Linked DNA regions of Homo sapiens: all the other regions are linked to region 3. Evidence: read pairs that join two places in POLR2A ChIA-PET (ENCODE). Cell type or tissue: OCI-LY7. All regions are shown on one strand. Links, peaks and the distances in the headings refer to the core of each region. The heading gives the core; the rest is flanking DNA.

Region 1 (10,895 bases), core at 3,227-8,226, 600 kb after region 3:
ACTACATGTAGCTGACTGGTGAAGGCCATGGACTATAGAGTCATACTGGAATCCAGGCTTCAGTGCCTTGAGTGCTCTACTTAGAAATCTGTGCTTTAATTTCCTTAGCACTGAATGAGGGCAATAAAAGTAACCACCTAATCAAGATGCAGGGTGGATGAAATACATCTGAAGCATTTGGAGTAAGGCCTGGCCCAAAGGTTAGCTGTAATAATAAAAAGGTGGATGGTGACGATGTACATGATGATGGTTTGTGTGTCCCTTTATTCATATTGCCATTCACAAATTACTTGAGTAGTCCTACTTCTCCTGTTTGGTTTATTTGTTGCAAGAAACATGTGCATTAGAAGATTGAAGATGATTGCGCCCACTTGAGGAAACCGGACCCAGAGAGGTGAAATGATTTCCTAAATAGCACCCAGAAAGTTTATGATAGAGAGGAACATAGAACTCTAGCAGCCAGGCTGCTCTATTCTTATTTTCTCTATACTTTTCTTGTTGGAAAAGGACACTGTTGACTCCTAGTTACCATCTAACATTGTGGTCCAAGCTACAGAGACAGTAGAGCACATTAAGTTCTTTCAGTCTGGCTTTTATGCTGGCTTTGTGTGATAGTGCCTCATATCCACTGAAACGTAAGTACTTAAGGAGTGGATGGGAAGTATTCCTGGAAACTCACAGCTAAGCTTTTATGTAAAGACAGCACATAAAAAAAAAACCACTTTTCATAACTTTATGGAACCTGCAAAAAAATCTTGGCTTCCTTCATGATGCTTGCCCCTAGAGTGTCAGCATAGCCCTTGCAGAGAAACCCCAGGATACCTGTATTTCTCCACCCTGGCCTTCCTCTGAGCATTGAGTTGTTAGCATCAAAAAATCACCACAGCCACGTTGATCCTCATTTTCTTCAGCCTCTATAGAGCCTGCTATGCCAGGGTCCTGGGTAATCTGCAGACAGCTGCTGTCATGCAGCCTCATATATGGGTTGACTTTACCAGCAAAGAATTCCCTCACCTTCGAGACATCACTGACATCTTCATGCACAGCACAGACAATGAAACAAACAAAAAAGAACAAAGAGGGACATAAAGGTTGGAGGTCATTTACATTTGCATTTACTTGAAAGGAAACATGCTAACTTGTTGACTTGACTCACTTGATGTACTTTTTCGAGATTTCACCTGGAATCTTGTTCTTGCTAGATCTCTGGATATGCAAATCCCATCTTTGTCCAAGACCTAATTCAAATGCCACCTTTTCTTGAGAATGTCCCTTCATCTCCTGAGCTACAACCATCTCCCCTTTCTCTGTGCTCTGATAGCACATCATTAAAACATTTTACTTCGGATTGATGGACATTTTTGTGTGTCTAATATTTTCTACTATATCTTCTAGAGGGCAAGACCTACTTCTCAATATCTTTAGCATGGCACTTACTAGGCACTCAGCAAGTGCCCTTTGAATAAATGTATTATTTGCAATCATCTCTTCAGGTATATGTAGTTTTTGTGTTAGAAGCTTGCTAGGTTGCATCTTGCAAGAGAAACAATGTGATCCTTCACATGTACTTGTTCTTCTCCGAATGACTTTCTATGCAAGAAGCACTGGAGGCTGAGTTCATACGTTCAGCATTGTCAGCAGAATTGAGTCCTGAATGACCTGGGTCAGTCACTACATTAGATGATTTGATTAGAAAAAAGAATAAAGCCAGTTATAACTTGTTTTCTGCCTATTACCCAGGATATTTAGAATGATGGAGATGCAGAAGCATTTAGAGTTTTTGATGATACTCATGGTGGTATCATGAAAATAACACCTTGTGTGTTTATGGCACATAATTACATGAAACTCATTTTATTCTCATTAGAGTGTCACCTTGAATCCTGTTCTTTTTGGTCTTAATGTTTAGTGATTAGAACTTGGGAAGCAATTTCTAGAACCAGAATGGTCGGGTACAAATCCTAGCTCCTTCTCATATCAGCTCTGAGAACTTGGGCAGGTAATTTAACTTCATGATGTCTCAATTTCCTAATCTGTACAGTGGGGCAGCCAGAGTACTTATTTCATTGTATTATTTGAGAAGTGGGAGGACATAGTGCATAGTGATTCTATAAATATTACTATTGCAACCACCAGGCTTTGCATAAGGCCCTAAGTCAAGAAAACTTTCACCGTTTAACAGAGATGTTTCTCTCTGAAAGGCATGTTATTTGAGAAATAGTTGTTGAGATGAAAGGGGGGAGGCAAGATAGAGGCCAGCTTGATGAGGGCTTTGAACTCAGCCCTATCAACAAGAAGACCATAGGGCTGCATAGACTGAGGAGAAACACTCTTTGTTTGTCGAGGAAAAGGAAACTTGCAAAGGGATGGCACCAGCGCAGCCCGACAGAATTCTCTGTGGGCCACATCTGTTCATGCCAGCTGTTGTCAGTGTGTGTCGCCTCGCCGAGAATAACAGCAATGATTTTCACTTTATAGCAACTTCCATCTTGGGATCTCAGAATGCTGCATAAATGTAGATTAGGGCTCCCAAAATTTTTGCCAAGAATGAGCATACTTTACAGAGCATCAAGAATGCGTCACTCTTCTGAGTGAATCTTTATTGGTGCAAAGAGAATTAAACGAATATTGAATTAGACCTTCCTTCCTGATGTGAGCTTTCTTCTTGATTTTACTCCTTATTTTCTAGATGACCTTGAATAACTCAGTTTCCCTCCTTGACACTCAGTTTTCTTCTTATAAATGAAGGGATTCATGTACTACTAAATGGTCTCCAGTGTCTTTTCTGTTTCTGAAATTCACAGAAGGCAGGGAATCTAAAGTTGCCTCCCACATTTTAGAAAGGCCTAAGTTGTTGTAGAATTGAATATTTTCTTAGCATTTTATTCATGATATGGTAAGAACCCGGCAGAAAATTTTTCAGTTTGGTCACTGGAAAATGACACTGTCCTTTAGCTTCTAATGTGAAAGAATATAGTATTATTTACCTGTTTTTCCCTTTGCCCACCTTTAGGTACAGTACTATTTATTATTTTATTTTACTATTTTAAGATTTAACATTAATTCTCTAGCTTATATCTCAGATTGATAAGAGCAGTTCTACTTCTTTTGATGAGTCAAGTGAATGAATGAAGACATTAAAAATGACCATGTCGGCCGGGCATGGTGGCTCATGCCTGTAATCCCAGCACTTTGGGAGGCAGAGGCAGGTGGATCACCTGAGGTTGGGAGTTGGAGACCATCCTGACCAACATGGAGAAACCCCATCTCTACTAAAAATACAAAATTATCCGGGCATGGTGGCACATGCCTGTAATCCCAGCTACTCAGGAGGCTGAGGCAGGAGAATCACTTGAACCCGGGAGTCAGAGGTTGCGGTGAGCCGAGATGTTGCCATTGCACACTGAGCAACAAGAGTGAAACTCCATCTCAAAAAAAAAAAAATAAATAAAAACTAAAAAACAACCATGTCTCTCAAAGCCTTGTACTCAGACCACCTGCATCAGAATTAGTTGGGGGTACTTGTAATATTTTTGGTTTCCATCTTTGTGCGCAGAGAGACTATATCATTAAAAAATGTTTGTCCTTAAGAAAGGTTCTTTTGATAGTTCAAGACTTTGTAATGTATGTGAAATTCCACTACAAATAAGTGGATGGGTTGTTAAATCTCACTGGCAAAAGGCAGATGAGTTGAGAGACTGAGGCACTTTTGTTGCGGTTAAGCATCCCTTTCTGGAATTGATGACTGGATTCAAATCCCAGGTTCTCCACTTATTATCACGGTAATCTTTGTACTCCAGCTTTCTCATTTGTAAATTCAGAATAGAAGCCACCTAATATGGTTGCACTGGTGATGAAATAAGTTACTCAATATAAAACATTTTGAACACCTACTAAGCACTCAGAATACCTTATTTATACTCTTGTAAATTATACATAAATTAATACATAAATTAAATACTAATGTATTTCTACCTTTCAGAGTTTGTGGGAATGGATAAAAGATTCCTTCAATATGACTACTATTATTTTAATCATGGTCAGTGATTGATTAGAAATATTAAATGTTGCTGGTCTTTAGATTCACTGTCAGAGCATGATCTTTCTTCCCCTCGGCTGCAGTGCTGACGAATAACACTGAGTCATTCATATTCTCTCATCCACCTTCCTGCCACATTTGAAAGACATCCATAGCTCATATTTGACAGACTGTGTGTGAGCATTTAATACAAATAATCGTGCGCCACTGTCAAATATTAGCACATGCCATGTGTCTTCTTATGTATTACTCACAGTGGCTCTCAGATGAAGGCATCTACCCAGCTCCTCTGCCTACTTTCCCAACTCCATTTACAGGTGAAGACGCTAAAGGGGGGAACAAAAAACTTGTGAAATGTTATACAAAACTGGAGGTATAATTTGGCATTTGAACCAGCTTGTTCTGCCTCTGAAGCCCACGCTTTCTCCATTATACCACAATCAATATTTCTGAAAGTAAAAAAGGCCACATTGGTCTCCAGCTTCTGGTCTAATTAGCACCATACTTTAATCAGTGAGTTTGACTGTCTTGATTAACCTTTACGATAGACCATGTAAGTTTCATATTTCTAAATGAATATATAGAGATGGCTGTAAATTAGTGGAAAAACACTAAGCTGGAATCAAAAGACTCCTGCCTAACTCTTGGTTCTGCCACTTAATATGGGTATGATTTTGGCTAATCACTTAACAAACCACTAACTTGGTTTCTACAGAAAGAAGAAATGATTTCATGCATTGGACAATATTAAATAATCTAGTGTGTGTGTGTTGCACCCAAGTATCTTTTGACTGTAAAAGCACATAGAAAGGTGAAGGAATTTTAATCCCATGGTTGATAGAGTAGAATGCCACCTCAGTTCCTCTGAATTCTGTCCCTCATTCAAGTCCTAATTCAAGCTCTTTAAGCACACAGTACTCTCTCTCTCTCTCTCTCTGTCTCTCTTAATCTGTATCATCCATTGATACACTTGAATAATATTTATACATCATAGTATATCTTTAAGGATGATATTAGTTTCTTAATTGGTGTAGGCTGGACCATCTCATTTAACTTATGGCTCATGCCTGTAATCCCAGCACTTTGGGATGCCGAGGCGGGCAGATCACTTGAGGTCAGGAGTTAGAGACCAGCCTGGGCAACACGGTGAAACCCTGTCTCTACTCAAAATACAAAAATTAGACAGAGAAATTGCTTGAACCTGGGAGGCATAGGATGCAATGAGCTGAGATTATGCCACTGCTCTCCAGCCTGGGCAACAGAGAGAGAATCCGTCTAAAACAACAACAACAACTCACAAAGTAAATTCTATTTACCCCATTTTATTTTTGAAATAACTAATAGGTAGTAAAATTCAGCATCCTGCACTGGATCATACAATTGGTAAGCTGTGGATGTGGGATTTGAACCCAAGTAAGCAGACCCTAGAACCTATATATCTAAGGCATACTGATTACTATCAACGTTCAATTTTTTGCTTTGTTCTTTTATTTCTCCTTCATATACCTTGATTTCCTGACTGGATTATAAATTCTATGAACTGGTTGCATCTCACTCATTTTGATGACTGCTTTAATGCCTAATTAATTACTATTATTTGTGGATAATTTAATATAGATTTCATAGGAGGCTATAGTTTGCTACACTGCTCGTGTACTCTAGAAACAAGGACCCTTGACTTTTTTCTCTTCTTTGGCTATAAGCTTATCTTCTTACCATGTTGAGATACTTTGATTTGATTTTCACTGGTCAAGCAAAAAAACATGTTCTTGTTATTTTCACTTAGGCACTTTGTCTGCCTCCCTGCTGAGGCCCAAAAATTCAGTGTGATCGGTGTGTCTGTCAGAAGGTAGGATTGCTTGCCTAGGGTGGCATTGTTATTGAACAAAACACATGCCCTTTCTTTGCATCCTAAGTGTCTTGGATTGCTGAGCCAGAACCGCTCTGACTCAAATGAAAACCACCTTGTGTTAGGTGAAAGATGGGGAGTTAACCATTTGTTTGCTGGTTTGCATTTCCCACGAAAAACTCAAAAACAGAAATTTACCTCGCCATGGAAAGTGATGTGCCAAGCGTCATATTTGCATATTAAAACCGAAAACTGATTTGCATGTTATTTCAGTGTCTTGTGTCACGTTCAGGCATCTGTCAAGCCCACTAGACAGAAACAGCTTGTACAGTAGGAAAGTGTTTTTATGCATATCAGACTGAAAATCTAGGTGCCTTATTTTTATCAGCAACTTGTCCACACTTTGGGCTCTCCAATCTCTCCTAGGTTCATACCTGAAAATACTAAAGAAAAGTCTGGAACCCCATGTTTTATAAAGTATGTTTCCTGTTATTTTCTAAGAGCTATCCATTTTTATAATATTCTGTTTAGATAATTTTAAAATTATAAAGAGAAAAACTCAAATTAATCATAATATCACAATCCTGACATAAGTCTTGTTAACATTTGGATATATTCACTTCTAGTAGCTGTTTGATAATACTTACATAGGCTAACATATACTGGCCCTTTTGCATATATATTTTTATACATTTGTAATTATCAGATGTACTATTTTCATATCTTCTTATTTTTTGGCACTATAATGGCAAGAATTATGACAATCCAAGTATCTAAAATAACAGATTAATAAAATCTTATTTTGAGCAGACAGGAAATTAGAACCAGTCAGGGCTGGAGCCGTGGCAACCGAAACTCTGTGCCGTCTTTTTGATAGTGCTTTATTAAAACTGTAGCTTGTAATTGAGGATAGTTTTTCTATGGGACAATGCATAGAAAGCTGTGCATGGTGATAAAACCTTTTTTTCCCGACATTAGAGCAACTAGCCCATTGCATTCTTCCAGGCAACCAAATGAAGATGAAACGTGTGCCTGGAGTCACTGCCAGGCATGTGGGGCACAGCAAAGGCCAAAATATGGTTTTAGTTTGAAAACCCAACCTTGAATAATGGTTCATTCTATTCATCAAACTTTTAGGTCATGGGTCTTGCCTAGGTGAAGCCATCCAATGGAAATAATGTCTTGGAATTCTCTTGCCTTTATTATGTCAAATCTCTAATATATAACATCCATAAAGCCTAATTAATGGGAAAAACTGAGTGTATGTTTTAGCCATAACATTGTGGAAATAGGTTCTTTTAGTTTCACACAAATAGAGATCTTCTCACCCCACCGAGAAAACTCGCTTTCTCCTTTACGGAGGGCCCGCATGGAGGTTTAGAGGGAAGGAACCCTGAAATGAGAACTGTGAATAAGGTTGGCAGGAGATCTTTGACCTAGATTCTCCTCGACTCTGAGGATTTGGCGCTTCTGCTCTGCGACTCGCTTTTCTTACTTCTTGCCTACCCGGCAGGATAACATCAGTGGTTGTACCTTGTCTGCCGAAGCCTAAGGGAGGCTGCTCTGCTCTAAATAGCCAAGCATGAGCTTTACTTTACTATTTGTCTTTTGGTCCTAAAGGCGAGACTGTACAAGAATTAATAGTTGGAGAGGCAGCAAGGCATACGTTCACCAAATGGCATGAATTTCAAGATTTGTAGCTAAAAAGTACTCAGAGTAATTACATCCCTTGCTAAAGCAACAATTAATGTGAAATTCGGGTACACTACACTGAAGTCCTTTATCAGCAGATGGAAAAGTGGAGAGTTACTGGAGAGATCTCATTCTGCAAACATTCTGCTTCCAAGAAGAAAATCATCTTTGTTAGTGGTTTCTAAGTTGTCCCTCTTGATAATTATAACTGACATCTATTTGATATTTAATATGTTACAAAGCTTCTTCATATGAATCAGATATTATTATTCTCCAGTTTATATATGAGAAAATCAACAATAGAAAAAGAAATCACTGGAGAACTTAAGTAGTATCTTAGACATCAGGCCTAAGAGCCAGATGCTCCAAGCCCAGGCACTATTATAGCTGCCTTGACACGTGGAGACGGAGAGAGGTGGGTGTGGAGAGACCTCACTTTCCCCCAGCTCAGCCTAGATAAAACCCTTGTGTGCAGAGACCAGGGCCCCCTGACTGGATGCCCAGGCCTTTTCCCAGCTGCAGTAACTCTTCCAACAACTCCTCCTGTCTGTAATTCAGAATCATCCATCCTTGGCTATGACTCCAAATTTGGTTTAAGAAAAGGCATTTTATGGGCATCGATGCATGGCATGAGAAAGGGAATATGAGGAAGTAGAGATTTTAAGAAAATCAAGATTTCGAAAGTTGAAGATCAACTGGGATGAGTTTCAAAGCAAGAATCAAACTTTTAAAGTCAAAATTTCTGGGTCTTCCTCTTTGTGTCCTTAAAATTCATTCTTCAATAAAATGGAACATAAGAATAGAAGAACCAAGAGCATGCTTTTCTAATCCCAAGGAGCTGTGAGGAGTGTTCATTTAGAAGATTTCAATTCAGATAGTCAGGTATCCACCTTCCACTTCTTTCCTTCTCTGTGGCCATCGCTTTTAACCTGAAACAGAAGAGGTATCCAGCAAATCATCTGCCCCTGGCCAGAAGGGGTTCTCCTTCCATTTAAGCAGTGAGATGTTGAGAGTAGAGTATAATTCAGTGAGAGTCAAAAAGTAGAAGCAGCCACAGGAAATTGCAAACTGCAGACTTGACACAGCTAAATAGAAGGGGGGAAAAGAACGAAAATATCAGAAATATATTTTTTCTGGCAGGCTTTCAGCTCTAAAACGGGGCTAATTCTACCTTTTGAAAAGAAGATAATTTCAATGTTTCTTTTTTTTCAAGAACACATAATTGAAGTTATTTTCCCTCTGAGGGAAGGAACCTCTTGTACATCACTACAAATGGACAAGAAAAATGAGCAGCTCTGGTACCCAGAGTGATAGAGTATTCATTATCATGTAATCTTTTTGAATATCTTGGCTGCCTTTTCCCGGTGTTTTATCCGCCTGAGCGGTGCTTTTCTGGTAAGGTTCAGATTTGCAGTAAATTTGAGTTATCTAACACCATGTAACAAAGAAATCAACAGCAGGTAAGCACTCAAGAAAGAAAAATGATCACGCCAAGGTCAGCCCCAGAGGAACTCAGGGGGCTGACATTGCGACAGATAGTGGGTATCCATTTTGTAAATTGGATCCTTAGCACACAGGTTAAAGTAGGTAAATTGTAGTAACAAAGATGCAAGATGGTGTGGTGTTTTCCTGGGAGCCATTTGCACCTTAGTGCGGGCTGTTTCCCATGCTTCCTTTTTCCTTTAGAAAGGATGATGGATATTTTTCTTCTCCACTCAGAAAAGGGGCAGTGGGATGATAAGGTGATTAACCTTTGTGTGTTCTTGATTTCATGCCCCAAGTGTAGTGAAAGTTCAGTAGGCTGCAGAAACCCTGTGACCTGCCCATTGCTTACTCAGATTCAGAATGCTGAATGAAGTTCTGGATGTTTCAGGGGATGCTGACAACTGGCTTAAGTCCTCTCATAAATGGAAATCTCTGTCATAATGAGGTTTCCACTTACTCAGTGTGTCTATTTTTATAGACTACAAAGGATCTGTAAATATGAATATCTGTGATTTCACTCTAAAGATTGGTAATGATATGTGTCTTGCATACTATGGGCACAAATGGGCACAAAAAAATGATAGAGTAGAACCAAAGGAAGCTTTGAAAATAACATGTTACACATAAAGAAACTGAGGCTCAGAAAATGGAAATGATTTGAGCAAAATCACTGGACAACTTAAAGGCAGAACTAAGATTAAAGATATTCTGAATAGTCAGGTCTTCTGTATTTATGGGTTTCTATGTAAATGTATAATCAAATACCATGAAGTGTTATATGAATATGACAGATACTGTTATGTATGTTATTCTTAATCTAGTGGAGTTTCCTTCTTCATCAAGGGTCCTATTCATGTGTACATTTTGTTTCAGAAGCAAGTCTTCATTACTGCATAGTCCCACCCATAATGTTTACCAGGGATTTAGACCCAGATTTGGCTGTAAATTTGGCTTCATATTAAGTATTTTCTTGAATGACAATCACCTGGGCCCCTAGCAAGAAAAGAGGAATGGCAAAGAAGAACCAGTTTTAGATAATTTTCAGCTGAAAAAAAAAAAATCTTTATTTTAAGAAGGGAAAATACAGAAACATAGAAAGAATATAAAGCATTCAATTTCCCATGACTTTCAACGATTAACCTTTGAGCATATTGTATTGCCGTAAGGCAGGTCAGCCTGGCCAGCGAGTGACTTATCTCCATGTGGTAGTTCAGGGCCCAGTCTCCATCCTTCCTGTGCCTCACAAGGCCACATCTAACTGCAAGGAGCATGGGAAATGTAGTCTAGCAGTGTGCCCAGCAAGAGGAGGAAATGGATTTTGGTGAGCAGTTAGCAGGCTCTGCCATGCTTAGTAAACATCAGTCCTTTTTAAAGCATATTAGCCACTAAATTGCTCAGAATGCCACGATATCTGGCTGCGTTTTTTTTTTTTGAAAGTGTCAGTGGTCTTGGTGTTAGAAGATGTTTGCCAATACACTTACTTCAGAAGCATGACTTTCATAAAAACTCAGCTCCCATTTTTAAATCTCATAATGACTTCCCATTACTTAAAACAGGCTTGGCATTGACCATATCTTACTTCTCTTTTCTCATCCTAGTTCTGTTTTTTTCCCTTTTTTTTTTTTTTTTTTTTTTTGAGACAGAGTCTCGCTCTGTCGCCCAGGCTGGAATGCAATGATGTGATCTGGGCTCACTGCAACCTCTGCCTCCTGGGTTCAAGCAATTCTTCTGCCTCAGCCTCCAGAGTAGCTGGGACTACAGACACCAGGCACCCGCCACCATGCCCGGCTAATTTTTTGTATTTTTAGTAGAGGTGGGATTTCACCATGT
Region 2 (10,895 bases), core at 3,550-8,549, 72 kb after region 3:
GATAAAATCATGTTAATGTATATCTATAATATAAGAGAGTGCCGTGGGAGAGGCGCATGTGAAGGACTGATGGACTTGTGAATTGCTGGAGCCTTTTGGAAGTGCTGAGCCTTCAGTTAGACATTGAAGGATGGGAAGGCTTAGACCAGGATTCAGCAGGCAGCTGAATTGCTCTGGCTACTGAGAGTTAAGGAATAAGATTGGTTCTCTGTTCATGTGTGTACTTTAGCTGGGTCCCTGAATCTATTATTTTCCATCCAGTGGCCCATCTTGATAATGATCTCTAGCTGTAACCGTGGAAGCCTAATGCTCTACTAAACTCTGTGCCAAGAGGTCACAGTGGAAATTCATTTCCATTATGCAGAGTCATCTGCACTTGTACTTCCTAGTGAATTTCCACTGAAGATGGTTCTTGTTTAGTTCAAGGAAGAAAATAACTTGGTTGGCACCTGGAGCTTCTGTCTTGTTTGGTATGAAAACGAATCATTTTCAGGAAGTGCAATAAAGAGTTGCCACCCACAGGGCTGGGTGTGCCCTGACTCATGGGAAAGGCAAACTCTGCCCTGGCCAGGCAGGTAAGTGACACCTTTTCTTAGAATGAGGTGAAAGATAGGTCAGTGTTCCAGTAGGTGGTCATTGTCACCCTGGAAGTCTCTCTTCTTGGTCATAGTTTAATAGCTTTACCTGGAGAATATCTAGGGTTCCAGTAGTGACAGCTGGACAGGACCCTAAAGATAACATTCTTTCCATAAATTTGATACATTTGTGTATTCATTTGACATCGTGTATCAGGTGCATCTGTGAAAGAATTAGTGATATGTTACTCTGGGTTTCGACGATGGAAACGTGAATGCAGTGTGGTCTCTGCTTGCAAGAGGTCACATAAATCATCAAGACAGTATGTAGAAGTATATGCAAAAAATACCTGAAGGGGCTAGGTGCAGTAGCTCACATTGTAATCCCGGTACTTTGGGAGGCCGAGGCAGGAGGATCACTTGAGGCCCGGAGTTCAAGACCATCCTGGGTAATATAGCAAGATCCCATCTCTAAAAAAATAAAAATAAAAAAATTAGCCAGTGTGGTAGTGCATGCCTATAGTCCTAGCTGCTCAAGAGGCTGAGGCGGGAGGATCCCTTGAGCTCCAGAATTTGAGGCTGCAGTGAGCTATGATCATACCACTGCACTCCAGCTGGGGTTACAGAATAGACTCTGTCTGTCAGGAAAAAAAAAAAAGTCTGATGGCTCTAATTGGATGGTAACTCCCTAGGGACCTGGGGAAACTCAGATAAAGAGATTGTCATTTGATTGGGCATTGAAGGGTAAGTGGGAATTTGTTTGGTGGGATAGAGGATATTTAAGTGGGAGACATAACATGGATAGAGACATGGAGGTGAGAAAGTGCATGGTGCCTTGAAAAATTAGAGTCATGAAGGTGGACTGCATAGTAGAGAGGCTGTGGAGATGGGTTAGGGTCTACATTGAGAGAAACCTTTATTGCTGTACTGAGAAGTTGAGACTGCATTCTGAAAGGAGCATTGAGTAGATCAATGAGATGACTGGATCTGTGCCTTAAGAAAATAATCAGCTATAGTGTGCTAGACGGATTGAAGGCAAGGGTGCTAGAGACAGCAGGAGCTGTCTGAGCTGCTACAATAGCCCAGGCAAATGATAAAGCAAAACCGAATTAGGGTTGAGGCAGTCGATATGAGAGATGACTCACAGATAGAATAGAAGTCACAGAGTCTTCTCATTTTGCATAAGGGGAGACTCAGCACCTAAGAAAATTACACGTGCAAAGTTCACAGCCCTGGTCCCAGCGTAACACTGAGGTGATCTCGTCTGCCCAGTGTCTTAGACGGGTGACGGAACATACGGCTTTTGAGAGAACTGCTTGTCAAGGAAGATCTCCACCCTTTTTTATCTTGTAAGGATTCTGTGACATCTCTTAATTCTGAATGAGATGAGATGGCTCTTTCTGGAGTTACTGAATCTCTAATTGCTGGAGATATTCAAGCAGTGACTGACTGAACTGTTACCGTGAAAGTTCAGGCATTGGTTGAAAACTCCTCTGCGAGGTCTTTAAGACCTATCAACCCTGATTTTTTTTTTTCTTCTTTCTTCTTCTTCTTTCTTTTTGTTTTTTAAATTTAATTCCTGGGAAAAGAGACTTATAACAGTCTTATCTGGGAATGCTTTATCCATTTGGCTCCTCAGGATTATTTTAGACAAAAGGCAGAGAGAGTTAAAAATGGATGATTGAGCTCTAAGAATGGTGGCCTGTAGTTCATTCAGAGTAGTGATGGAACAACCATTTCGTTGCCAATAAATTAATGCTCACTCATGTGGGAGATATTGGTAGCTGGCTCAGCTTGCAGGATCCTGGTCAAAATGGACCATCCACATAGCATAATACTTATCTTGCTGTTGCCATTTCTTATAGGGCTTTATGGAAACATGTGTTTTCCTACAAATTACAGGTAAATCATACCAGTAGTCCTGCGGATGGTTATTATTATTGTCCAAGTTTAATCAGAAGCTTGAACCTGGGAAAGGTTAAATGATTTGCCCAGAACCCAAGCAAGTTAAACATTGAACCAGGACTTAAGTTTTCTATTATCGCAATGCCAGATTCTTCCTGTTCCCTGCCTGTGCAGATCTCTGAGTCCGGCTCTAGCTTTTGTTCATATTCATATCCACAGCATCTGCTGCAAATCCTGGGATGTTATAAATAATTTAATAAATGTTTATTGAATGAACATATGAATGAATGAATGAATGAATAATATATATGAAGTAATAAATGATGACTTGAGTTTTAAGAATAGCTTAAGAAATTAAAAAAACCACCACCACCTAATTGAGTACCTTCTTGGCACTTTGACTTTTCCTTATAGAGGTTACAGTTTTTGTGTCTTGCATTACGTGGTTATCGCTGAGGGATGTAGTAGAAACTACATGGATGGTTTGGAGAGTTAGAAGGTTTGGATTTAAATTATAGCTCTGCTAATTGTTAGCCATATAATCGTGTACTGGTTACTTAGCCTCTCTGAACTTCCAATTCCTCATCTCTAAAAGAGTGTAATAGTATCTTTCACATAACATGATTGTGGAAGGTATTCTATGGTCAGTGTAGTAAAGCCTCAAAGCCTGCCATGTTGGCCGGGCACGGTGGCTCAGGCCTGTAATCCTAGCACTTTGGGAGGCCGAGGCGGGCAGGTCACCTGAGGTCAGGAGCTCGAGACCAACCTAGCCAACAAAGCAAAATGCTGTCTCTACTAAAAATACAAAAATTAGCTGGGCATGGTGGCATGTGCCTTTAGTCCCAGCTACTTGGGAAGCTGAGGCAGTAGAATTGCTTGAACCCAGGAGGCAGAGGTTGCAGTGAGCTGAGATTGTGCCACCACTGTACTCTAGCCTGGGCAACGGAGCAAGACTCCACCACCACAAAACAAAACAAAACAAAACAAAACAAAACAAAACAAAGGCCTGCCATGCAGTGCCACTGAAAAATGTTATCTTTGTGTGTGTGTTGTTTTTTTTTTTTTTTAGGATTCTCTGTCAACCCATTAGCTAATAATGCACTCACTGTATTTTTCCTTTTATTTCTCCAAATTATGACCTATGGTAGACCCAGTGTTTGCTGACTGGCTAAATATGTTTTAAGTTCTTTCAGAGAAGAATTATAGCACAAAAGTCCCAACTATTTCTATGACTTTTCAGATCAGTTGCCAGTCAGCCTCCAGAAAGACTATTGACTTGCACAGTCATTAGCAGTATGTGAATCTACTTGTTTCTCTGTGCACTTACCAGGATTTAATTTTATAACTTGCATTTGTCTTTGCTAAATTAATATGTAAGAAATATCTTATTATTGTTTTAATTTGAATTTCTTTGATTACTAAAAAAATTTCCCAAGTAGTGGTTTATTGTTTGTGTTTCTCTTTATATGGATTGTCATATGACAATATTTAGAAATAGTCTGGGCTGAAGACGCTTGATATAAAAGGGCTAAAAATGTTTAATGTTTTGAGCTGCTTAAATTTATTTATTTGTGCATTCATTCATTCTCTCAGTCTTTATTGAGCTACCTACTCCGTGCCAGGCACGTGCTGCACATACTATGAAGAAAAAAATAAATGAATGAAAACAGTGACTTCCAACCTCTTCATTTAACATGTGTGATAGTTGAAGTCTAGAAAAGTGAGGTTAATTACCCAGGGCCGTACAGCTTGTTCAGTAGCAGAGCCAACCATTTATTTGAACAGTAATGATTTTAAATGTTTTGTGTCCATAGCCTTTTAAACCATGGCGACATCCTGGAAATTTCAGTATTGTGATGTTAAAGAACATCTCTAAACTGTGTCTACGTTGAAAAATCAGAGTCCTGATTTTTGGTTTAGAAAACATGGTCACCTGGTTCTTCAGTTGTAAATATAATTCCTTCCTAGACCTCTCTAATGCTTAAGTCTAAATTCATTCTTAAATGAATAAACTTAATATTAAAATAAGATCAGGAAGTAAATCCCAAGCCAAGCATTTCAGACCAGTTGTGAACCTCTTTTGACATGTTTTTGGTAAATGAGAAGAACTGATGACATATTTCCCTATCAAATAAAATAGACAATTTAGATTTAATAAGGCAGTTATCTTCAGGTAATAAAAATTCAACTAACTTGCCATAACTATCTTGTTTAAAGTCAATTAAGAGCCTCATATTTCTCACTTGCTGGGTAAAATTTAATAGAACTTCAGTTAAGCATTTATTGCTTATTTAATTCAAAATTAAGTTAATCACCACAGTTGGTAACAACCACTGAGTATTTAATTAACATTCAGCAAACTATCTTATTAAGTCTAAATTAGATACAGACAAGTCTTGTTTATCCCCATCAGTTTGCAAACACCACCTCCCCCACCTCCCATCCCAAGGGGCCTTTGGTTTTCCTACAGTTTTCCTTTTTTGATTCATCATTTTTATTTTCTTCTACTTAAGACTTCACTTGGGTGAAAGAGGAGAAGAGGCAGCAGTCCATCATGTTATAGAAACTTTGGGCTCGTAGTATAACTGAGAAACTTTTTCAATCTTTTCTTTTTTCTTCAATCCTATTCTATTAACATTTCGTTTTTCAAAAGGTATTGAGCACATTCTCTGTGAGAGGCTTCTTTTAAACCCTAAGGAAGCTATAAAAGAGGTCATTCTGACATATTTGGTTTTATTTTCTCATCCTAGAAATGAGAGGATTGGGTTTAGTTTATCCGTGTAACACGTATTATTGGCTTGCAGTGTGTAAGGCACTTAGCTGAGTGTTTGGATACACCTTGATTCAGACAAGGCCCCTGCTCTTAAAGAGGACACAGACCAGTGTGAAAGCTGCAAAGTTCAGCTGTAGGAACATGAAGGTCCTTTAGAATGCTGTGATTCTGTAAGACAGTATTTCCCAAAGTGTTAAGGCTGTTTTATTAAGAAAAGGGTCCTGTAGCCAAGTAAGTTTGGAAAAGTCCAAGTTAAACAAAATTAAGGAAATTTCAGTATTGTGTATCTTTACCATGGGATTTTGAGACTTTAATAAACGAATGCGCATTCTGACCTCCCGGAAGGTTTGTTTCCCAAAGTTATTTGATCATAGAACCCCTGCACCCCACTACTACCCTTTGTACCAGAGCATTTCCTGGGTTCAGTGATGTAATATGCTTTGGGGAAAGCTGCTGTGGGCCGTGGACCCTGGCCACGAACCTCCCACAGCCCAGAAGGGGTACTCAGACATTCACCCTAGTAACTATGATACAGGGTCAGAATTCTACTTTGTCTGAAAGTTGTGCACATAGAGTGGGTGATTTTAGACATAGAGTCTTTTAACTGGAGTGGAGGGTATGTAACCAGGACAGCCTTTCCTCATGGAGGAGCGCTGGGTCTAGCGGGAGATAGACTGTGTAGGCAGAGAGGCCTGGAGGGTTGCCAGAGCATCATCGGGAACAGAATAACAGTGAAATTCTGACATGGCTGATTTGGTGGAGACTCCCTAACACATTGATATAATGTAGACCAATTTTTATTATAGCCTGAATATGGAGAGGTAAGAGGCAATGAATTTTTTGGCGCAGAACTTTCTGCCTTCGGCTTTGTTCCAACTGCGTGACTGCCCATCTGCAGAAGTGATTGTTGATTCACGTCTGTAAGACATTTTCATTCTCATGCTTTGTTTGGGGCAGAGCCTCTGCCTTGTGAATCACTCTTATGAGAGGGAGTCTCAGTTTCTTTTCTTTTCTTTTCTTTTTTTTTTTTTTTTTTTGAGAGGGAGTCTCGCTCTATTGCCCAGGCTGGAGTGCAGTGGTATGATTTCGGCTGACTGCAACCTCCGCCTCCCAGGCTCAAGCAATTCCACTGCCTCAGCCTCCTGAGTAGCTGGGATTACAGGTGTGTCCCACCATGCCCAGCTAATTTTTTTGTATTTTTAGTAGAGATGGGGTTTCACCACGTTGGCCAGGCTGGTCTCAAACTTCCAACCTTGTGATCTGCCCGCCTCGATCTCACAAAGTGCTGAGATTACAGGTGTGAGCCACCATGCCCAGCCGAGGGAGTCTCAGCTTCTTCATCAACAGCATCATTCTAGTCAGTCTAGTTTCCGTTTACCTTGTCATCTACCACTTCCTCCAACTTACCTTCCCCCCAGCTTCTCTTATTCTGGTGAATCACCTGTGTCTTCATTTTTCATTCTTATTCATCTGAATCATCTTCTTCATCTAAGGCAAGGTACCCTTTTATATCTTCCTGGAAAGACATCTACTTCATTTAAAATAATGCTACCAATTTCCTCCCCTCTGGTAGCAACCAGCAGATGGAACATGCTAGATGAGGTAGAGGATAATCTACAAATCTGGTCTGCCATATCATGGGAGATTTCACGTAACAGTGAATTCTTTCAGAGCCTCTCAGCAATACCTTCCTTGTTTTTCATATCTGTATCAAAAGGAACACTGGCAAACCTGGGTTGTATTTCTCATTCCATTTTGGGCTTGAATTTTTCTGAGTCTGAGTCTCAGTTTATCTGTGTATGAAACGTTAGGGTTACGCTATGTGTACTCTCAGGGCCTTTTAACTAGAAAATGTTGAATTTGAATGTTTACTAAGTCAACACAAGCTGCAGTCACCCTGGATTGCTTGATCCTCCATGTACTTTTGAGCCTGGCAGTATGAGGAAACTCCTGCAGTGAGCATAGTTCATGCCTACACAAAGTAGGCATTCCATGAATATTGGTTCTCTTCCATCCTGACTGCTTCTGGATTCATTTTCTTTTTATTGCCATTGCTTTTTAGTCACCCAAGCTTATCTCTTTCTTGTCTACACCCTCAATGCTGTAAATCTTCCTTTCTCATTCTCCATCTGGATAGCTTCCTCTCTCCTCACCTTTTTCCCTTCAGGCTATGCCTATGGATGCTGTCCACTCTGAAACCTCCCAAAGACAAATGATTGCAATGGAGGCACAGATTGCCGGGTGGTGGTCCTGGCCAGCTACAAATCTTTCCAAGAGATTAGCACCATTTCTTTATGGAATCATATTGTTGTTCCATGAGTGAGACCAAGTCTTATCCTCAAGGATCCCATAATGGAGGTGAGATGCTTTCTTTTTGACACTTAGTGGAAACAACAGTCCATGAGGTATATTATCAATTGGAAAGGTGGGGTTTTTGCTTTCTAGGATTGGGCAATGCACTACTAGGTTCTCAGCGTGGATTCTTGAGTATCTAGGAAAACTGGTCATGTGGAAAGCTTAAGCTTATTTTGCAGGCCTTGAAAAGACAGCCTGCATGTTTCATTTCACTCTCTACCCGAACTGACACTTCAGGGATGAAAATGTCAGCAGACAGCCAGCAAGTAGCCGACTAGAGGGCATGATGTGGGCTGGTGGTGCAACTCTTCAAGGATGATATGCCAGAGAGGGCAGAACACAGTTAGGACAAGGCCAAGGATGTCATTCCCATGTGGAGAGGCCATTGGTAACCTCGGCGAGGTTTGGTTCTTCTCCAGTAGAGATTTTCAGAAGCTAAGAATTCACCTTGAGAGTCCTTTTTGCTTCCTCTTCTTTTGTATTAAACAAACTACTCACCTCTCAGTCTTTGCCTTTAGTCCTTTGGCTATTCCTGGTTAGATAGGCCCAATTCCAGAAGCATCTGGAAAACTCTGCTCTAAGTATGTAGTGCTTAAGGGCCAGAGCTCTGGAGCTACACTGCCTGGATTTGCATTCTGGCCTGCCAAAAATACCTCAACTTGTTGCTCAGTATTTTTAGGCCTCTGTTGCCTCATCCATAAAATAATAATAAGAAAATTACTTATCTTGTTGTGAGGATTAAATGAGTTAATACATATAAAGCCCTTAGAACAGAGCCTGACATGTGATAAGTGCCCATTAAATATTAGCCACTGTTATTATGTGTTACCCTTATTAAGTCACAAAATGGCGATTTGGAAAAGATAATAGAGATTATCTAAATGATTGTGTTTTTTTTGTTATTGTTGTCTTTTTAAATAAACTTTTAATTTTGGAGTAATTTTAGGTTGATAGAAAAGTAAAAATTGTACAGGGAATTTTCATATACTACTCACCCACTTGTCCTCATTTTTGATGTCTTACATTACTATGGAACGTTTGTCAAAACTAAGAAACTGATGTTGGTACATTACTGTGAACTAAACTCCAAACTATTTAGATTTCACCAGCTTTTCCACTAAGTTCCTCTTTCTGTTCCAAGATCTAGTCCAGGATACCCAGTTTAGGATCATTTTAAAACTTTCATCTTCTTTAATATTTATTTACTTATTTTTTTGAGACAAGGTCTTGCTCTGTCCCCTAGGCTGGGGTCCCCCACTTGTGTGATCATAGCTCACTGCAGCTTTGACCTTCTGGGTTCAAGCAATCCTCCCACCTCAGCCTCTGGGGTAGCTGGGACAACAGGTGCATGCCACCACACCCAGATAAATTTTTGTATTTTTTGTAGCGACAGGGTCTCACTGTGTTGCCCAGGCTGGTTTCAAACCCTTGGGCTCTAGCCATCCTCCTGCCTCAGCCTTTTAAACTGCTGGGATTACAGGTGTAAGCCACCACGCCTGGCCCATATTCCTTAATATTTAGAGAAGGATTCCTTATAGAAAAGCCTATTACAGGTCAGGCGCGGTGGCTCATGCCTGTAATCCCAGCACTTTGGGAGGCTGAGGCAGGCAGATCACCTGAGGTCAGGAGTTCGAGGCCAGCGTGGCTAACATGGAGAAAGCCCATCTCTATTTAAAAAAATACAAAAATTAGCCGGGTGTGGTGGCTCACGCCTGTAGTACCAGCTACTCAGGAGGCTGAGGAAGGAAAATCACTTGAACCTGAGAGGCAGAGGTTGCAGTGAGCTGAGATTGTGCCATTGTACTCCAGCCTGGGCAACAGAGTGACTCCGTCTCAAAAAAAACAAAAACAAAAAAAACAAACAAAAAAAACCAACCTGGGCAGCAGAGTGACTCCATCTCAAAAAAAAAGTAAGAAAGAAAAGCCTACTATGACGTATAATGTTGTAATCATGTAATCTGGAGCAGCTGCGGATGAAGTCGAGCAGGATGGGACCCACCTTTTTTTCTTCCCCTGATTTATCTCCCTGAAGGGCTCCAGCAAAGCAGGGCTTAAAAGTCACTGCATTGAGTCTCCTTGTTCTTAGGGGAAGAGACTGAGGCCCCCAAAAGTGAAGTGACAATGCTGGGAGAAGCTGGAAGCCCAGAGAAGATCAGAAAAGGATCTTCAAGATACCTTGATCCTGTCCTTGTTGAATAAATGAGTGAGCAACTATCGGGGACTCCCAAAAATTAGGGTTTGGATCCAGGCTCCTCCACCTTTCCCCTCATTTTTCCTTATCTGTAAAGTGGGTTCACTGATCAGTAATGTCTCATAGGACTTAACCCTCACAAAATGCCACAGTTTTACCCTGTGAAAGTTAAGCAAACCGTTGTGCCCACTTTTAGCACAGCCTGGAACGTAGTAGGTTCTCAATCAATGTTTGAAAAAGAAGCCTTGAAAATCAGGAAATTCTCCCCTTAGAACTTATTTCAAGAAGATTGGGACAAGCTGGTGCAAAACAAAGAAGAGTTATTCATGAGGAAATCTGTGACACTCAGGAATGGAACCAGTGTTTGAGTATCTGATAAGCAGGATATACTGTCTGTTTTTATTCTTGGAGGCTTTTATCATACAATACTACATTATGTTACAGTCTGACTTTCACACAAATTGGATCCCAAAACTTCTTACAGGAATTAAAAATACAAACTCGTGGGCAGTATGTGTTTTATAAATTACAGAAAACAGTAGTGTAAAGACATGGCATAGCAAGTGCAGCGAAGCGTGCGCAGGCATTGATACCCGAGGAACGCACGCATGAGGCAGCAGGGAAGGCACAGCATGCTGGGTGAGGCAGCAGGTGCACAGTTCTGTCCCTGGAGCCTGGAGAGATGGGGGAGGAGGGACATCTCTAGCTGGGAGGCTGGGTGAAGGAGCTGAACCCTGGAGACATAAATACCCTGTATATCTTCCTTATCCTGCCATTTATGGTCTTATTGAAGGGGGCCAGCTGACTTCTGAAACCTCATCTCCATTGCTTTCCCTCACTCTTGTCTTTGTTGCAGCACTTTCTGCATTTGGATTACCCTGCCCTGCCATCATTACCTGTTTGAATCCAATTGATCTTCAAGGTCCAGCATATTAATACCACCTCTTCCATGAAGCATGCCTTGATTTCTGCCCATCCCCCCTAAGCAGGAAATCATCACTTCCTCTTATGGTTCCATGGCCCTTTGTCTGTACTGCTTGCATGGCACTGATCACTTCTTACCTTCTCTTGTAGTTATCAATATGCTCGTCTTATT
Region 3 (10,895 bases), core at 2,304-7,303:
ATTGACACTCACTCACTATGTGACCCTGGAGAATTCACCTCAATGTCATGACAAGTGTAAAATGGAGCAAATGACACTTTCTCAGATGGAATAAGAATCAAGTAGTAGACAAAAAGTGTCCTGCCATGGCCTGGCTCAATAAATCATAGTTCCTTCTAGTCTTTCTTTTAGCCTAGAGCAACCCTTGACCTGGAACTTGCACATTAAAAGTCCCAGACCATCTCTCCCCGAGGTGTCCTCTTCTCTACTGGGTGAGGAGTCCACAGGCCCCAGGGAACATATTCACCCAAAGTCATGTTCAGCTTCTAGACCATCCTTTACAAACCCAGGATTCCAGAATTCCCTGACCACATTACCCCGAATCCACTCTTAGGGCCTTGCTTCTCCAGTCTGTCTTGCAGAGGGCAAAACATGATTTTAGTGTGTGCACACTTAGGTCAAGGGGCAGCTGTGTGCAGGGTGTAGGGATGGGCAAGGGTGGGGACTGGGTTGTGTATGGATCTTGGGAGTGAGGCTGGAGCTCACATGCATGTCTGTGAGGTCATTACAAAGCAGAAGCAATTAGGAGTGGGGAAAGAAAGGGGCAAGCTATAGGCCAGGGTCTCATTTTATATACTTGCCTTGGGCTTCACAATCATTAGGGGAAGAACTTACTCCCTCTCTCGTATTTGTAATCTTAGTCTAATCTAATACATGATTCTGAAGATACAGTACTCCTTTCCCTCTTTTAACTAAATAGTATTCCATTGTAGATGTATATCAGAATTTATTTATTCATTTGTTGATGGACTTTTGGTTTTCTCCATCTTTTGACTATTGTGAATAATCCTGCCATCATTAACATTGATGACGAATTAACTGTCGGAGTCCCTATTTTCAGCTTTTTGGGATATACACCTAGGAGTGGAATTGCTGGGTCATATGGTTATCCTGTTTAACTGTTTTTAAGGAGCCACCTAACTGTTTTCTGCGTGGCTGAAAAATTTTACATTCCCACCAGCAATATATATATATATATATTTTTTTTTTTTTTTGAGACGGAGTCTCTGTCTGTCACTCAGGTTGGAGTGCAATGGTGCAATCTCAGCTCACTGAAACCTGTGTTTCCTGGGTTCAAGTGATTATCATGCCTCAGCCTCCCAAGTAGCTGGGATTATAGGCATGCACCACCATGCCCAGCTAATTTTTGTATTTTTTAGTAGAGATGGGGTTTCACCATGTTGGCCTGGCTGGTCTCGAACTCTTGACCTCAGGTGATCCACCAGCCTCAGCCTCCCAAAGTGCTGGGATTACAGGCATGAGCCAAGGTGCCTGGCCTCCACCAGAAATATATGAGGTTTTATTTTCTCCATATCCTTGCCAACACTTGCTATTTTCTGGGTTGTTTGTTTTATTTTGTTTTTTATTACAGTCATTCTAGTGAGTGGGAAGTGGTACCACATTACGGTTTTGATTTGCATTTCTCTAGTGACTAGTGAAGTTGAGCATCTTTTCATGTGTGTGTTGCCCATTTGTGTATTGTCCATGGAGTAATTTCAGGGATAACTTTTAATGAGGTAACGGACATTCTAGTGAAAATGAGAAAGAAGTAAGGCCACTAATAGCTTAAAGCCACTGCTGGTTCCCAGAGTGCTACGTGTGTCCCTAACGGACCACCCATCTTGCTTCTAGCCTGTCTTCTTGAGACCCAGGAGGCAAGCTCCACACCGGGAGAATCACTCCTGGCATCTCCACGACTTACAGCTTGGACCCACAATATACCATTCGCTACCCACAAGCTCCTGCACACTCCTCCCTCCCCATGCACCCACACCGACATAAACACACCCCATCCACATTTTCAGTCCCAGGATTACATAGCAGCTGGGACTTGGATTCCCTTTATGGAGCTGTCCCAACTCTTGGCCTGCAGTATGGCCCAGGACCCCAACAAAACTATTACATGGGGGTATACATTGCACACTCCCCAGAGTTTGGAATATTCTGGGTTAAGGAAGTGAGGGGCAGACACACCTCATTCAGGTGGGCTGCTCCAGGCTCAGCTCTGTTCCTTTCAATCCTCCAAACGTCACTTCCAGGACAGAGAAAGGAGCCATAGAGAAAAAATGATCAATGCCACTCCTCTATTCATTTACCATATGGGGAAACTGAAACTCAGGGAATGAAACACCTGCTCACGGGTGCAGCCTGACACAGGGCTAGAGCTCAGGTCCTCAACTTCCCAGACTTTGCTCCTGGAGCAGAGCAGAACATGATACAACAAGTGCTTAGCTTAGACACCCCTACACCAACACCACCAATTCAGCCCATGATTTGAGTCAAGATCAATTTATTCTCTGCCTTGATAGTCTCATACAAAATGAGGCAGACAATAACTGCTCTTCCTTTCCCCCAGAAGAACTAATGACATATATGTGTGTGTGTGTGTGTGTGTGTGTGTGTGTGTGTGTGTATGCTTTGAGCTCACTGGAAGGCAATAGCTATATAAATATATGTGTATGTTTGTACTTACACTTTTTTTCTTCATGACCTAGTTGAGGTGGAGAACCATTTTGGGACTAGGTGAAAATGGCACATACTAATTCTACTCGTTTCTTTCTGCATGGTCTAGTCAAATGTTCCCAGGTAAAATGAGTGCCTTTAACTCTAAAAAGGGAGGAAAAGTCTGTGGGCAGGTGCATTTAAAGCCCCCAAGGCATGAGTCCATGGTTACTAGTCTACATTTCGGACTTTTGTTGTGAAAGTGACTTCTGGGGACAAGCAACCTAGAGGCCTGCCAAGACCCCCCGGGACTGGCACCCAGGGATCAGTGTTCAAGGACAGGCAGTTCTCTCAGGAGCTGGGATGAGACCTTGAACAGGTGACTCCCTTGTTCTGGGCCTCAGTTTTCCTATCAGTAAAATGAGGGAGCTGGACTGAATGACCAGATTGCAATTTTTTAAACATCAAAATCCTTCTTAAAAATAAAATCTTATGCTGATCCCCAATGTATAAAAGCAGATAAAAATGAAACTGCTCTAACTGAAGGGCCGCTCCCCCTTCCCACCTCGAGCCAGTTGTTCAGCCTCCAGCTCACTGGTGTGAAACTCTCCGAATTAAAATAATCTATGGTTCTATATAATGAGATTAACTTGTTAGATCTAGAAAAAAATAAGAGGCTAAGTAGGGTAGCTGGATTGCAGGGCAGGGGCCTTGGAGATGGGAGAGGGCTAGGTGGGGAGAAGGTGGAAAAGGTGTTTGTACTGACAGAGCTCTTAGCAACCTGGTCTTCCACCTCAAATTCCCAAAGAAGAAACTGAGGCCAGACTGTTAAGATATAAACTTTGTAACTTTTTGACCCAGGAAGTTTTGAGAATCATAATAAGGAAATGATTATAGAGTGATTTGAGCTCTTCAAAGACAAGCAGTATTTAAAATACAAGGTATTATTACCTCCACAGAGCTCTCTTTTGATTACCACTGTGCTTGAAAATGTGGGCAGGCCACTTTTATTTTCCAAAACTCAGGTGTTTAAAAAAATATTCACACGTACAATCCCTATACTCAACTCTTATAAGCTAATTGTCAGCTTCCTTGTCACTGGATAATTGTAATGTTCAAAGAGATATTATACTCACTTTATCAGCTAAATTGGCCGTGCCCCTGATAAAGACATTGATCCCTCCAGCTCACACTCTCTTGCCATAATTTGAAGGATGGTTAAATTTGAAATATTATATTTGAAATTTTAAATGAAAGTACCAAATATCATTCGACAGAGGTGCTAGGCAGGAACTGATCTCTAAAAGACCCTAAATAAATCAGGGCAGCCCTGGGTTAGTTGGTTTCTTGATACAGGGTTGGGTGTTGAAACTCAGAAGTCAACCAAAAACAGTTTCAAACAATTTCAGGGTGTTTTTTCAAAACTGAACTGCTCCAGCACTCAGCCTGCCATGGCAGAGCAAAGTCAGGACTCAGAGTTAGAAGATGGGATTCAAGTCCCAGTTCTATTGCACATGGACTGGTCAACCTTAAAGAATTCTTTCACTTCTCTGGTCCTAGGTTTTCTCCTAGTAAATTGGGATCATTTCCTTGCCCTGCCTATTTCACAGGTCTCCTCTAAGGATGAAAATTGAGTGACACAGAAAGCCATGTGTGACTTTGAATGAATGGAGGCTAAGACTACAGGCTCTGAATGGAATCAGACAGACCTGGGTTCAAATTTTGATACTGCTACTTAATAGCAGTGTACATTGCTTATTTGCTCTGAATCATAGGTTCCTCATCAGGGATATGAGGTTATTAATAGCATTTTTCTCACCTGGTTGTTTTGAGGATTTAAAGCACTGGCCCCTCGTAAAGGCTGAGTGGGTGTTGCCATTTATTAAAAAGCTGTAACAGTCCATGTGCCCAATAAGTTACTGTTGTTTTTTCATAGTTCTGCTTTCTGTGCACAACAGAACTAAAGATAACCATGTATCTATTGTCTCTGAACTGCCTGAGTACTCTTACTAGAACGAAAGAAAAAAGGAAATACACTGTGGCCCAGAATGGGGCTCCAGAGAAATCCAAAATGAGCTGTGGTCTAAAAGCGACTTCTCTCCAAGCCTATTTTTAACTGGCTGTGAACTTCTCTAATACGCAAAGAGTGATGCTGGGCTCTCTGAATAGCTCTGCTGACGAGCTGCTGCCCGCTTCTGCTACTATGTGAATTTATGGAGTCCTGGTCTCGCACTTCATTAAGGAAATATACGATGGTGCTGAGACAGGGGGCCAGACACCAATAACTCCCATCCCAATCTCCCAGTTATAAATCTTAGTGCCTCACTCACTAAGGGAAGAGGAGTAACTGAAGAGATATTATCACCTGCTCCTTTGTCATGGGCTGTCCTTTTTAAGTTGTTTGCAACAGACAACTTTATTAAGAGACCACCAAACAAAAGTCCTGGCCAAAAGCAGACTCCCAAATTTGTTAGGAATATTTTCAGTTGCAGGTAACAGAAAAAGTGAACCACAGCATCTTGAACAAACGGAAGTTTATTTTTTTCACATAAGATATTCAGAGACAGATGATTGCTGGTGCTAGTTCAGAGGCACAATACACTTGCTCCAACTCTATTCAGTGGAAACCCTCTGCACTTTTTCCTCATGATTGTATTCTGGCTGCAGAAGCTCCAGTCATCATACATACAATCCAGTGAACAGAAAAAAAGAAAGAAAAACGGTGGTATCCATGTCAGGGAATTAAAATGTTACTCAGGATTCATCCTTGCAGCGGTTTTTACCTTATTGGCTAGAATTGGGTCAAATGGTCACCCTTGTTTTGAAGGTGATTAGGAATAAGAAGGTTGGAAATGAGCATGAGATCAACCAAGAGTGTCTGCTACAGCTTCCAATAAAGGCCAGCTGAAGGAAGGAACAAAAGTGAATGATTATGTAATGACTAAAGAAACAGATGAGGCCGGGCGCGGTGGCTCACGCCTGTAATCCCAGCACTTTGGGAGGCCGAGGCGGGCGGATCCTGAGGTCAGGAGATCGAGACCACGGTGAAACCCCGTCTCTACTAAAAATACAAAAAATTAGCTGGGCGTAGTGGCGGGCGCCTGTAGTCCCAGCTACTGGGGAGGCTGAGGCAGGAGAATTGCGTGAACCCGGAAGGCGGAGCTTGCAGTGAGCCGAGATCATTCCACTGCACTCCAGCCTGGGTGACAGAGCGAGACTCGGTCTCCAAAAAAAAAAAAAGAAACAGATGAATGAATGCTTGACACAGAGATCTACTCTTTGACTCAGCTCACATGCCATTTTTTTCTAATCCCCTATCCATCATACCTCCCTATCCCCTTGCTAGCCCACTAATACAGTCCCATAGTGCCATTAATCCTCCTATAATTGACTTCCTACTCACTTGTCTATCTTCTTGATTCGTGTTTAAGTCCCTTGGTGGCAAAGCACGTGTCTCATTCATAACTGCATTCTCTGCACCTAGCACAGTGCCTACAATATACTTATTATAACACAGTGCCTGTTAACCTAGAAATAACTGTTGCTATATTTGTTTAATAAGCTCTCATGAAAAATTCTAAAAAATGTGACTTATTGCCCAGCACACATATGTAAAGCTTTTCAAGTCCCTCTTTTGAGTTGGTCCATCTAAAAGACTAGAGCTAAAGTTGTCTCGGTGACATACCCAATTAACTATGAAAGCATGTTATTGTGATTTCCCTAATGTAACCAAAAGAATTCACAAAAATCATTCTTATTTTGTTCAGTCTAACACATTACAGATTAATTTTCAATAAGTTAAATCTGTTACTGATTCTGAAGTCTTTGACCTAAAACAATAATAGTAAAACAAGGATTGTTGTTAAATAAAACAATCATAGGAAGAACATTATGGGTTGGGTATTGGAGAAAACGGGGTACTCAGAGATAGGATAAGCAGGGGTCTTTAAACTGGCTATTGACTCACCTCCCTGTTTACCTTGCCATGGTTCTCATTGCCTGTCTGCAATTTCCTACCGACTCCATCCCTAAGCCCCAGGTTAGTGCCTTCTTTATGTCGGCTTTGGAAGATAAGTAGGGTTTGGATATGCATGCATATGATAGAAAGGGTGTCGGAAAAGTCATGACAACAGGAAGGCCTAGAACCAGAGTGGTTATCTGGCATTAGAGTACATGAGATTAGAGGGAGTGTGAAAGATGAGCTAGTGCTGGGAAATCGGTTAAATAATGAACAAGGGCCTTAAACTTGGGGCTATTGCTCATAGCATGAGCAATAGGAGGCCATTTTTTTGTGGAGTATCACACGAACCAAGCTGTCATTTTATAAATTTCCATCTGGTGAAACTCATAAGTATGGAATAGAGAGATGAAAATAACGAAAGATGAGGATCTTTTAAAAGGCTATTGCAATTGACTGGGCTCACGCCTACAGTCTCAGCACTCTGGGAGGAAGAGGCAAGTGGATCACATGCCACCAGGAGTCGGAGACCAGCCTGGGAAATATGATGAAACCCCGTCTCTATTAAAAATACAAAAACTAGCTAGGCATGGTGGCATGTGCCTGCAATCCCAGCTACTCTGGAGGCTGAGGCAAGAGAATCTCTTGAAGCCAGGAGGCAGAGGTTGCAGTGAGCCGAGATCACACCACTGCACTCCAACATGGACAACAAAGCTAGACTCAGTCAAAAACAAACAAACAAACAAAAAAGCCAGTCAAGAAATGAAGCAGACCTGAACTAATGAACTAAGGTCGCGGTAGCATGAATGTGGCTAGGGAGTCTAATGAAGGGCACACTGTGATGTTAAAATCAGATACACAGATGGTCACTCCACCAAGTAAGCAACCCAGAACAGCTGAAGTGCTGGCCTAGGGAGGAACGTCTAGAAAAAGTGGTTAAGAGCGTAATTAATCTCAATCGTGGCCTCAAGATCATCTTGAAGCAGACTCTAACTGAACTTTTATTTCCCCTCATAAAAAGGAAGCGAGGCCATCTTGTTCTCACAGAGATGATTCCCTGTTGTAGTAATAGAACCAGTTATAATAAGAAGAATGAACTGATCTGCAGGGATGAATGACAGATGTTTGATACAGTCCACCCCTTGTACCAGAGCAGTTCCCCTTGACGTCATGCAACTCTGTGGATTCTGATGAGCTTTATAGGTACAAACTGGGAGTCTCTTGTTCATACTGCACACCACTCACCTCCGACCACAGGCCTTCCTTATTAACATTGATGCAAGGCTGGGTCAGCATTCCTGAACACGAATGCACAAACTAGAAGGGATTTAACACCCTGTGGAGTAGACCTCTAATGATTGGGAGACAGAAGTCAGGAGATAAGCTCCTTCTCTTTTCTCTCCCCTATCTCTATTAATGGGTGATCATTAGATGTGGTTTTAAGGCTGCTTAGAGATATAGTTCCATTGATTGAGTTATCAGTATTATTTAACAATGATCAGCTCGATAACCATTTTCATATTGACTCTCCCTCCAGTCCTGTTTTGCTCACTCCTGTTGCCTGGGATGGGATTCCCTAATAATATACAATGACATAATTCCTCTACCTTAGCTTTGACTTCTGGGAAACCCAGGCTTAAATAAAGGACAACAGAAAAGGTATCATTCACAAAGTACACTAGAGGGATGGTGAAGGATATTCACTGCAGGATTGACTGTAGTGTGGGGGGAAAAAAAGAGAGGAGAAGATCGGCTAAGCATCAAACAATTCAATGACTGCAAATGCATACTATGAAATACCATTCAACTGTTAAAAACAATAAGTATGGCTGTGTGTGCAAGGTAGTTTGAGCAAGAATGCAGAGAGTATAGCAAGGTGATCCCACATGTTTAAATAAAATAAAGATATGTACTTTATTTATGTATTATTTATTTATTTGAGACAGAGTTTCACTCTTATTGCCCAGGCTGGAGTGCAAAAGCGTGGTCATGGCTCACCGCAACCTCTGCCTCCCCAGTTCAAGTGATTCTCCTGCCTCAGCCTCCCAAGTAGCTGGGATTACAGGCATGCACCATGACAGCCAGCTAATTTTTGTATTTTTAGTAGAGACAGGGTTTCACTATGTTGGTCAGGCTGGTCTTGAACTCCTGACCTCAGGTGATCCTCCTGCCTCTCCTTCCCAAAGTGCTGGGATTACAGGCATGAGCCACCGCACCCAGCCAGGATATGTACTTTAAACAAATACCACACCTGTATGTATCTCTTCCAACTATGTGTGACCATGTGATAAAATTTGACCACTAGAATGTAAACAAAAGGTTGTGTAGCATCTCCTGATAACATTGCTTAAAAGATAATGTGTGTACTCCTTTGTCAGTTTTGTTATCCTGATATCTGGAATGCTACACATTGGCACTGGAACTATAGTCACCATCTTGGATAATGAGTGTAAGATCCACACTTCAGGGAAGACAGAGAGACAAGACTGACAGGAGACTGGTTTTGTTTGTTTGTTTGTTTGTTGAGACAGAGTTTCGCTCTTGTTGCCCAGGCTGGAGTGCAATGGCGCAATCTTGGCTCACTGCAACCTCCGCCTTCCAGGTTCAAGCGATTCTCCTGCCTCAGCCTCCTGAGTAGCTGGGATTACAGGTATGCGTCATCACTCCCGACTAATTTTGTGTTTTTAGTAGAGACTAAAATGTTGGCCAGGCTGGTCTCGAACTCCCGATCTCAGGTGATCCACCCACCTCAGCCTCCCAAGGTGCTGGGATTACAGGCGTGAGCCACTGCGCTCGGCCAGGAGACTGGTTCTTGAGCAATTTGTAAGATAGGACAGCACATCAACTTTGGATTACTTTTCCCTGGATATTTTTAAGTAGAAAAATGTTTCTATCCTGTTCAAGCATCTTTTATTTGCAGTCTCTGTGATTTGTAGCCAATTTCATACTAACTGTGACAAATGGACCTTTGAGAAAAAGAACTAGGGGAAAAGAGAAACTCTTTTCTCTTTTCTCCATCAGTTTTATACTATTTTTTAAATATTTAAATATTAAATCACGATTGTTATTTTATTTATTTATTTTTCAATTAATAGGGCTTTGAACTTGATTGAAAATTGAATACAGACTGGGAAGGCTGAGGGAATGAATTTGAAGATGACGCTAAGGTCTCTGGTATGAGTGACTAAGACTATACAGTGACCATCCCAGAAGCTGTGTTCTGAGGATGAACAGGCTTGGAAGAAAATACATGGTCACCTTTATGATTACAGTTTCCAAAGCTTCACTTTCTGTGACAGGCAGAATAATAGTGCCCATAGAGTCCCATGTTCTCATCCCCCCACCTTGTGGGTACATTACCTTAAATAGCAAAGAGGCTTTGCAGATGTGACTCAGTAGAGGATCTTGAGGTGGGGAGACTCTTCTTGATTGGGCCCAGTGTAATCACAACGGTTCTTATAAGAGGAAGGGAGGCAGAAGGTCAGCATCGGAAACAAAGATGTGACAGTAGAAGCCGAGGTCTGAGTGATATGGGGCCAGAAGCCAAGAAATGGGGGCAGTCCCTAGAAGCTCAAGGCAAGTAGATTCTACGCTAGAGCCTCCAGAAAAAACACAGTCCTGTCTACCCAATTTAGACTTCTGGCCTCCTGGACTATATGATAATATGTGTTTGTTTGTTTGTTTGTTTGAGACGGAGTTTTGCTTTTTTTGCCCAGGCTAAAGTGCAATGGCACAATCTCAGCTCACTGCAACCTTCACCTCCTGGGTTCAAGCGATTCTCCTGCCTCAGCCTCCCAAGTAGCTGGGATTACAGATGCGTGCCACCACGCCTGGCTAATTTTGGATTTTGGATTTTTAGTAGAGACGGGGGTTTCCCCGTGTTGACCAGGCTGGTCTCAAACTCCTAAACTTGGGTGATCTACCTGCCTCGGCCTCCCAAAGTGCAGGGATTACAGGCGTGAGCCACCGCGCCCAGCTGCATTTGTTGTTTTAAGCCACAAAATTTGTGGTAGTTTGTCACAGCAGCAATAGGACACAAATATACCTTGAAACAAGGATTTCAAATAATCCTAAAACAAGGATTTCCCTTCAGCTTGGTAGGTTCTGTCAAAAAGAACTTCCTGTAAGGACTTCTTAGTTCTTTCTTGCAGCAGGATCTGAATATTCCATGTCTTTTTTTCCTAAATTCTGGGCCCTTTCTTGGGGCTCAAACTGGGTTATGAGTATACACATTCCATGGATCCTTCTGCAGACTCCAGAATGACACCTCCAGGGCTCCCCATCCGGCATCAGCAGTCCACACAAATACATCTTAAGAACAATTCCACTTGCTTCACATTACCAAGCCACTGCTCTGGCAATCAAAAAACAACAAAAAAAGGCCGGCTCTGTTGACTCATGCCTGTAATCCCAGCACTTTGGGAGGCTGAGGAGGGTGGATCACTTGAGGTCAGGA

The links. Peaks named below come from ENCODE experiments on the same cell type or tissue, not always from the same donor. Only the 100,000 strongest peaks of a DNase experiment are listed, where the experiment ranks them.
Region 1: POLR2A ChIA-PET joins it to region 3 with 5 read pairs; 2 of 35 experiments call an interaction of 5 or more read pairs at or near these places.
Region 2: POLR2A ChIA-PET joins it to region 3 with 6 read pairs; 1 of 35 experiments calls an interaction of 5 or more read pairs at or near these places.

Annotation. Positions count from the first base shown.
Region 1 is chr3:188,691,267-188,702,161 of GRCh38, forward strand. All of the region lies in intron 7 of LPP (LIM domain containing preferred translocation partner in lipoma), which reads left to right. Among named protein-coding and RNA genes, the nearest start is that of MIR28, 7.9 kb to the left of the region's middle. In OCI-LY7, for the core only: no CTCF peak of the experiment used is centred there; a DNase peak (open chromatin) is centred at 6,075; H3K4me3 peaks cover 650 bases; H3K27ac peaks cover 446 bases.
Region 2 is chr3:188,164,059-188,174,953 of GRCh38, forward strand. All of the region lies in intron 1 of LPP (LIM domain containing preferred translocation partner in lipoma), which reads left to right. Among named protein-coding and RNA genes, the nearest start is that of FLJ42393, 9.0 kb to the right of the region's middle. RefSeq lists an enhancer at 184-1,383. In OCI-LY7, for the core only: no CTCF peak of the experiment used is centred there; a DNase peak (open chromatin) is centred at 6,633.
Region 3 is chr3:188,093,442-188,104,336 of GRCh38, forward strand. No RefSeq gene overlaps it. Among named protein-coding and RNA genes, the nearest start is that of LPP-AS2, 55 kb to the right of the region's middle. In OCI-LY7, for the core only: no CTCF peak of the experiment used is centred there; a DNase peak (open chromatin) is centred at 4,540; H3K4me3 peaks cover 1,435 bases; H3K27ac peaks cover 2,286 bases.